Regions from separate parts of the Homo sapiens genome. Here region 2 is linked to region 1. The links are chromatin contacts, found by Hi-C or POLR2A ChIA-PET in ENCODE. All regions are on one chromosome and are shown on one strand. Each heading gives the region's core, a stretch centred on a gene start or an enhancer-like site at or near the end of the contact. The rest is flanking DNA. Distances are from core to core; before and after follow the strand shown.

Region 1 (3,629 bases), core at 912-3,411:
ATTACTTGAGGTCAGGAGTTCAAGACCAGCCTGGCCAAAGTGGCAAAACCCCGTCACTACCAAAAAAAAAAAAATTAGCCGGGTGTGGTGGCACATGCCTGTAATCCCAGCTACTCTGGAGCCTGAGGCAGGAGAATCACTTGAACACGGGAGGCGGAGGTTGCAGTGAGCCGAGATGGTGCCACTGCACTCCAGCCTAGGTGACAGAGCGAGACTCCGTCTCAAAAAAAAAAAAAAAAAAGTAATTCCTAGTTACAAGACCCTTCCAACTAAACCACTAATGTAAAAGGTCTTATTTCTTCCAGGTGTAACCTCTTATTTTTTTAAAAAAGCAACTATTCTTAGGCCGCGCGGTGGCTCACGCTGGTAATCCCAGCACTCTGGGAGGCCGAGGCGGGTGGATCACGAGGTCAGGAGATCGAGACCATCTTGGCTAACACGGTGAAACCCCGTCTCTACTAAAAATACAAAAAATTAGCCGGGCACGGTGGCGTATGCCTGCAATCCCAGCTACTCGGGAGGCTGAGGCAGAAGAATCGCTTGAATCCGGGAGACGGAAGTTGCAGTAAGCCGAAATCACGCCATTGCACTCCAGCCTGGGCAATAAGAGTGAAACTCCGTCTCAAAAAACACAACAAAAAAAAAAGCCGGGCGGTGGCTCAGGCCTGTAATCCCAGCACTTTGGGAGGCTGAAGCCAGCGGATCACGAGGTCAGAAGTTCGAGACCATCCTGGCCAACATGGTGATACCCCATCTCTGTTAAAAAAAAACATATACAAAAATTAGCTGGGCGTGGTGGCGCGTGCCCGTAATCCCAGCTACTCCGGAGGCTGAGGCAGGAGAATCGCTCGAACCAGGGAGTCGGAGGTTGCAGTGAGCCGAGATTGCGCCACCGCACTCCATCCTAGCGACAGAGCGAGACTCCATCTTAAAAAAAAAAAAAAAAAAAAGATGCCATAAAAAATTACTCCTCCAAAAAAAAATTCCAATAAACCCACCTGTGGCTCACATAAAAAGGGAAGCCGTGGCACATTTATCCCAACAAGGAAGTGTTTCATTTCCAAGACTGAGTTTCCTGGAGTAATTCAGAAGTCACTTCCACCCCAAAGAAGCAGGCCACCTTTTCCAATCAGTTTAACATTGCTACTTTCAAAAGGGAGGCTGCTACTACGTAAAAGGACTCCATGTGCTGGACTGATCAAGGCAGCATGAGAACTTCACTCTTTCACCTGTAACTCACACATCCCCAAACCACATAAGCCCCTGGCAAGCCCTCTCTGGAACAGGTTTCCAGTGCAAACATCCCCTAAACAGCAACTTCCAAATGACCGAGAAGCCTAAAAATCAGCACAGCCCCCCCACCACACATACACACGCATCAGCGAAACAAGCCACTATCCCTAGCTCAGATACAAACTCTGCCCTGAACTTACTCTCCCCCAAAACAGGCAAGGACCAATTTGGTCACCATCCCACCGCCCTTCCTTGGACGAAATCCCATCAGTGCACATGCCCTCCTAAATTCCATACCTTTGCCCTACCAGCAGTTCCTTACCCTAAACACCCCTCCCCATAATATTTCACCCGCCCCTCCTTTCCATCCGGGCTCCAATCCATCAGCCCCCTCCCACCACCACCCCCTCTCCTAATTACTGTGTCCCCTCTCATAACGTTCCCCCCAAAAAGCCATCCCCGTGTCAAGCCCTCCTCCACCCACTGATCCTCGGTAAAGCCCCAGCTCCCGCAAAGAGAGAGAGACAGGATCCCCAAAGCTGACCGAAGGGCCCGCGGGAGGGGGAGGGGAGCTCAGGGCCGTGCGCATGCGCCCCGGGCGCCGCGGTAGCCGGTCGCCCCTAGGCCCGGAGAGAGCCCCAGCCGCCGCCGTCGTCCCCCACCCCCCGACCACCGCACCTACACGCCGGCCCGGACTCGGGCTTCACGCAGGGAAGGATACTTAAAGCCAGCATTTTGGATTGGTAGTCAAAGGCTACCACCTCGCCCTGCAGCCGCTGCTCCTGGCACGTCCGGCACGACACCTGGCTCCCAACGCTGAAGTACTCGCCCGGAGGAGCCGCCATCTTGGGAGTGCAGCCGCGGCCGGCGGCGGCGGCGGCAGCAGCGGGCGAAAGCCGGGCCCCCAGTGAGCGCCGCGACGCGACGGCGCGCACGGAGCGTGCTTGCGTCACACGCCGGGGCGTGGCCTGGCGCTGGTTGGGGCGGGATCCTAGGTGGAGTGGGAAAGAAGAGGAAATAAAGGGGAATCTGAAAAGTATTTGTATAGCTGCGTCCGCTCGGTTAAGTGCTTGTAGAGTCCATTTTAGAAGTTAAGGATAAATGACCTACGTGGAATGAAAAGGGGAAAGAGGAGGGAGCTGCAGTCTCCATTATATGCACACCTTCCACACAAGAGTTTAATGAATGAATTTTATAAAATATGTTAACCCCATTTTGCATATGAGGAATCAGAGCCTCAGAGGACTTAACGATACTTGGACAAGATGATTATAAGGCTGGGAGCGGTGGCTCACGCCTGTAATCCCAGCACTTTGGGAGGCCGAGGCGGGTGGATCACCTGAGGTCAGGGGTTCGAGACCAGCCTGGCCAACATGGTGAAACCCCGTCTCTACTAAAAATACAAAAATTAGCCGGGTACGGTGGCGCGTGCCTGTAATCCCAGCTACTAGGGGGACTGAGGCTGGAGGATCTCTTGAACCTGGAAGGCGGAGGTTGCACTGAGCCAAGATTGTGCCACTGCACTCTAGCCTGGGCAACAGAGCGAGACTCTGTCTCAAAACAAACAAACAAACAAAAAAAGATGATTATAACTACTGAGTGATAGTGGAAAGAACATTGGCTGTGGAGTTAGATAAGCTGGAACCAGAATCCGAGGTCAGCCTCTTACTAAATCACCTGACCTTGAGCAAGCAAATTACCTGATCCTGTTTCTTCATAGGCATTTGTATTGTCACTTCTTGAGCATCTAACAGCCCTTTGAGGTAGGAATCAATGTCCTCCTTTTACATAAACTAAGTTTTAGACTAAACTTGTCCACGGTTCCACAACTAGCAAAAACAGTCTGCCTATTTCCAAGGACGGTGCTATTTACTGCTATACTCTGTTACATAATAATACCTACCTCATAGTTAGGAGGTTTAAATGCGGTAACGGGTATAAGTGCATGGCATGTACTAGGTCTTTAATAAATGGTAGTTCCCCCTTAGTCACCCATCACTCTTAGAAGTCAAGACACTTCCCCTTCTCCCTTTTTGCCCTCTCTCCCAGAAAGCCAGGCAAAAGGCAGGAATGAGGAGCAGCGGATAGTGACAAAAAGGGGCTTGGAGGAGGGGTTTTGCGCCCCTGCCCTTGAATGTCCGTCTGATGTACAAAACAGTCGTTTTCTTAATCTTATGCAAAGGACTATGAGCGTGCATTTTCAAGCCCTACTACCACCAATGGCTGTCGCTAACCCACCCACCGCTCACTATAGAAATTTTGGATCCTCGCTTCATGTATAAGAAACAGGTTGACCTTTCTCTAGTCCAGAGGGAAGCAAAGGGCCAGTCTTGGCGCGGCTTAACCTGAACAAAGTTCAAAAGTATTTCCTTGCCCTCCAAGAAACATAAACTTCC
Region 2 (3,905 bases), core at 278-2,777, 990 kb after region 1:
GCCACATTTTTTCATCTGTCAAAAAGGTCAATATGGCCAGGTACGGTGGCTCACACCTCTAATCCCAGCACTTTGGGAGGCCGAAATGGGCAGATCACGAGGTCAGGAGTTCGAGACCAGCCTGACCAACATGGTGAAACCCCGTCTCTACTAAAAATACAAAAATTAGCCAGGTGTGGTGGCGTGCGCCTTTAATCCCAGCTACTCAGGAGGCCGAGGCAAGAGAATCGCTTGAACCCAGGAGGCGAAGGTTGCAGTGAGCCGAGATCGCACCACTGCACTCCAGCCTGGGAGTCAGAGAGAGACTCCGTCTCAAAACAAAACAAAACAAAACAAAGGTTGAATAATAATAATAGGACCTATATTGTAGACTTGTTGAGAGGATTAAATGAGATAATGTACGAAATGCCTTACTACAGAGTCTGGCACTTATTAAAGAAAGAGTTGATGTGGGCTGGGTGCCGTGGCTCACGTCTGTAATCCCAGCACTTTGCGGGGTTGGGGTAGGAAGATCCTTAGAGGCCAGGAGTTCGAGACCAGCCTGGGCAACAAGGCGAGACCCTCGTCTCTACAAAAAATATATAAATTATCCGGGTGTGGTGGCTCATGCCTATAGTCCTAGGTACTTGGGAGGCTGAGGTGGGAGGATACCTTGATTGCAGTGAGCTGTGATCTTGAGCCATTGCGCTCCAGCCTGGGCGACAGAAGGCGGCCGTATTTAAAAAAGAAAAAAGAAAGAAAGAAAGAAAAGAAAAGAAAAAAAGGGTCGTTGTGGAAAATTCTTGTGGGGAATTAAAGGGACCACGTGTGCGCGAAAGAGCTTGGCGAAGATAAGTACCTGGAGGCCAAGATGAGGCGGCGAGCCCTGCCTCCCTAGCAGTGTGGTCTCCTGGCTTAGGGTCAGTGCTTCGCACAAAAAAATCCACTGCCTCTCATGAGACCTTGAACTGCCAATGACCGCAGGTTGCCCAGACTCCCGAGTGAGGAAGGCGGCCAGGAGTCAACTAGGCTTCTTGCGGAAAAGCCCACTCTAAGAAGGCCTGGGGCATTCCGGCTCCAGGCAGGTAGCACCCGCGGGCCTCAGGCCCTTTCACTTACCCGGGAAACGTAACGGTCCTTAACGGCAGCCAATAACGGCTCCCAGCGGCCCAGGCACTGGCAAGGGCAGGCTGAAATCAAACCTCGGATTTTGGAACCTCCACGCCTGAAACCCTAAACCAGCATCGAACTACAACTCCCATCATGCCAGGCGGCCGCCCGGTTCCCAAGGGTCGGTCCCACCAACCTTGCGCCCCTTCTTTCCTCAAAGCGTGGCCGAATGCCTAGGCTTCCGGGTATCAGTGGCCCCGCCTCTTAATCCGACCGGAGCCGTCCCTCGTGATTCCTGGGTATTGTAGTCAGTTTCCTGGGAAAGAGTCGCTCCTAGTGGCAGCTCGCTTCGCCAGAAAAACTACAAAACCCAGAATGCAGCGCAAATTCCCCTTGTCCAATAGGAACCCCCCATGTAGTGGGGCGCGGAGCCCTGCTCTCGCAACTCAAGATGGCGGACGAGAGTGAGACAGCAGTGAAGCCGCCGGCACCTCCGCTGCCGCAGATGATGGAAGGGAACGGGAACGGCCATGAGCACTGCAGCGATTGCGAGAATGAGGAGGACAACAGCTACAACCGGGGGTAACGAAATCCTCGGAGTCCAATTCCCGTCCAGCCTCCCACAACCTGGGTCTCTGGGGTGCGGGGAAGTCACCGGGAGCTTAGTCTAGCCCCACCCTCATGTTCTTATTGGCTAAGTCACTAGGATTCTGCCTGGCGATTGGTTATTGCCTTTGTCATTTACCAAGGGTGGGTGCTCTGGATATTAAGGGCCGGAGACGTTCAGTACTTTTATTATATAAAAGTTCTATGCAGTGTTCCACTCGTGTGCTTCAGGCCATTCCTGGGAAAAGAGCATGTTGGACGATGGTTTTCGATGGTACAACACAGGACAGTCTAGTAACAGTACAGTTCAAAGGGAACGTTACTTATAGACGTGTTGTTTGAACAACGTGACTAGCAATAAACGAATCATAAAACATTTCGCAGCAGTTCACCCTCAGTGAGGAAACTCATCAGACTATACAAACTGTATGTATAATTATATTGTAAAATATCACTACCAGAGAATCCCAAAATATAAACTCACCTTATAAACCTATGTAATTAACGGTATGGTAATGCTTTGATTTACATAGTTTCCATTGCTCCAAATAATCCATAAGTATCCTGAACGATATATTAATATAATTAAGTCTTCGAACATCTTTGCCTTGTTACCTTTGCAGAGCAGCCCCAGGCTTCAAGAAATGAGCGATGTTGTTTCTTGGAGAGTATTTGGAATCCTCGGGCTCCATACTGCCTATCCTGTACTTTAGGGTCTTGCCATTAGTTACTATTTGTTCCTAGGGATGAAGAAACACACCAGGCATTTGAATGTTGAATTCTTTTCCCAAATTAGTTTTTACTTCTGTAAGCCACAGCTTATTCATCTTTCTTCACATGGTTAGTGCCTGGCACTGGCACTCACGCTGTCTCTCCCCATCTTCCTGTCTATATTTGTAGATATATTTTTAAACTGAAAGTCGTGAGAGATTTTTGGGTGTATAACTTGCTGAGTCTGAGGTAGTCTGATTTTCGTAGCCAGCTTGTTATTCGCAGTATTGGTGGCAGTGCAGATATAAAGGTATAAAGACCAAGGACTGCGTAGAAGAGATGGTCCCACAAGATTATAGTACATATTTTTATTGTATCCTTTCTATGTTTAGGTATGCTTAGATACACAAATACTTACCATTGTATTATAGTTGCCTGCAGTACTCAGTAACATGCAGCAGCCTATTGCTCCTAGGCTACAAACCTGTATAGCATGTTACTGTAATGTACACCATATAGCCTAGGCATTTAGTAGGCTATACCATCTAGATTTGTGTAAGTACACCCTATAATGTTGGCAAGGCAAAAATCACCTAACCATGCATTTCCCAGCACATATGCCTGACGTTCAGTGAAGCATGACTGTATTTAAGTGGTTTATAATCTGCTTGTGGTAAATCTTAGGTTAAAAGATCTAGCTTTTATGTTCTTCAGCCGGCATTAAAAATCACAGGAAGGGCCGGGCATGGTGGCTCATGCCTGTAATCCCAGTACTTTGGGAGGCAGATCACGAGGTCAGGAGATCGAGACCATCCTGGCTAACACTGTGAAATCCCATCTCTACTAAAAATACAAAAAATTTAGCCGGGCGTGGTGGCGGGCGCCTGTAGTCCCAACTACTCGGGAGGCTAAGGCAGGAGAATGGCGTGAACCCAGGAGGCAGAGCTTGCAGTGAGCTGAGATCACGCCACTGCACTCCAGCCTGGGCGACAGAGCGAGACTCCGACTCAAAAAAAAAAAAAAAAAAAAAAAATCACAGGAAGAAAGTAGAGGAATAGGAAGCTTGCCAAATTTAGTTTTTATAAGACTGTTCTGTTGCTGTAACTCACAACAGATCTAATGTAATAAAAGTCTTCTTTTGAAGTTTGATATTCCTAAAAATGGAAGAGCTGAGAAAGAGGAAGTAGGAACAGGAAGAAGGGAAAGTGAAGCTCTCCTGAGTAGAGATCTGAATCACAGATGAGAGTTGGTGAATGTGAAAGTCATTCCAGAAGTGAAAGTGTGGCATTTTCTTTGCTCTTTTTGTAGTTGCTTTTATTTTTATCTTCTTAACTGTTGTCCTGACCAGTGTCCTTAGGTTTGTGCCCTATAATCTGTGAATCACTTTTCAAAACTGTGTGCCAGAAAGTTATTTTATTGGCCTGGCGTGGTAGCTCACACCTGTAATCCCAGCACTTTGGGAGGCCGAGGCAGGTGGATCACTTGAGGTCAGCAGTTCG

What was found. A loop is a pair of places that touch in the nucleus more often than their neighbours do. ChIA-PET counts read pairs that join two places held with the same protein, here RNA polymerase II (POLR2A). Pooled maps may share reads with other maps.
Region 2: a loop to region 1 is called in a pooled map, with 6 times the contacts of the local background. The contact joins the promoter of NMT1 here to the promoter of LSM12 in region 1. A Hi-C loop is called at or near these places in 1 of 168 maps with a recorded cell type or tissue (CD8-positive, alpha-beta T cell), 1 of 37 single-sample maps with no recorded cell type and 8 of 50 pooled maps. POLR2A ChIA-PET finds 5 or more read pairs at or near these places in 3 of 52 experiments (GM12878, PC-9 and activated naive CD4-positive, alpha-beta T cell).

What each region holds. Positions count from the first base shown.
Region 1 is chr17:44,064,510-44,068,138 of GRCh38, forward strand. It overlaps LSM12 (LSM12 homolog), which reads right to left and starts at 2,162. Exons shown (of 5, transcript NM_001371445.1): 1 at 1,955-2,162. The coding sequence starts at 2,078. RefSeq lists silencers at 1,695-1,834, 2,125-2,244.
Region 2 is chr17:45,059,790-45,063,694 of GRCh38, forward strand. NMT1 (N-myristoyltransferase 1) reads left to right here and starts at 1,528. Exons shown (of 12, transcript NM_021079.5): 1 at 1,528-1,671. The coding sequence starts at 1,541. It also overlaps a transcript of DCAKD not described here. RefSeq lists enhancers at 308-1,299, 1,159-1,338, 1,300-2,291, 1,439-1,798, 1,652-1,946 and 1 more.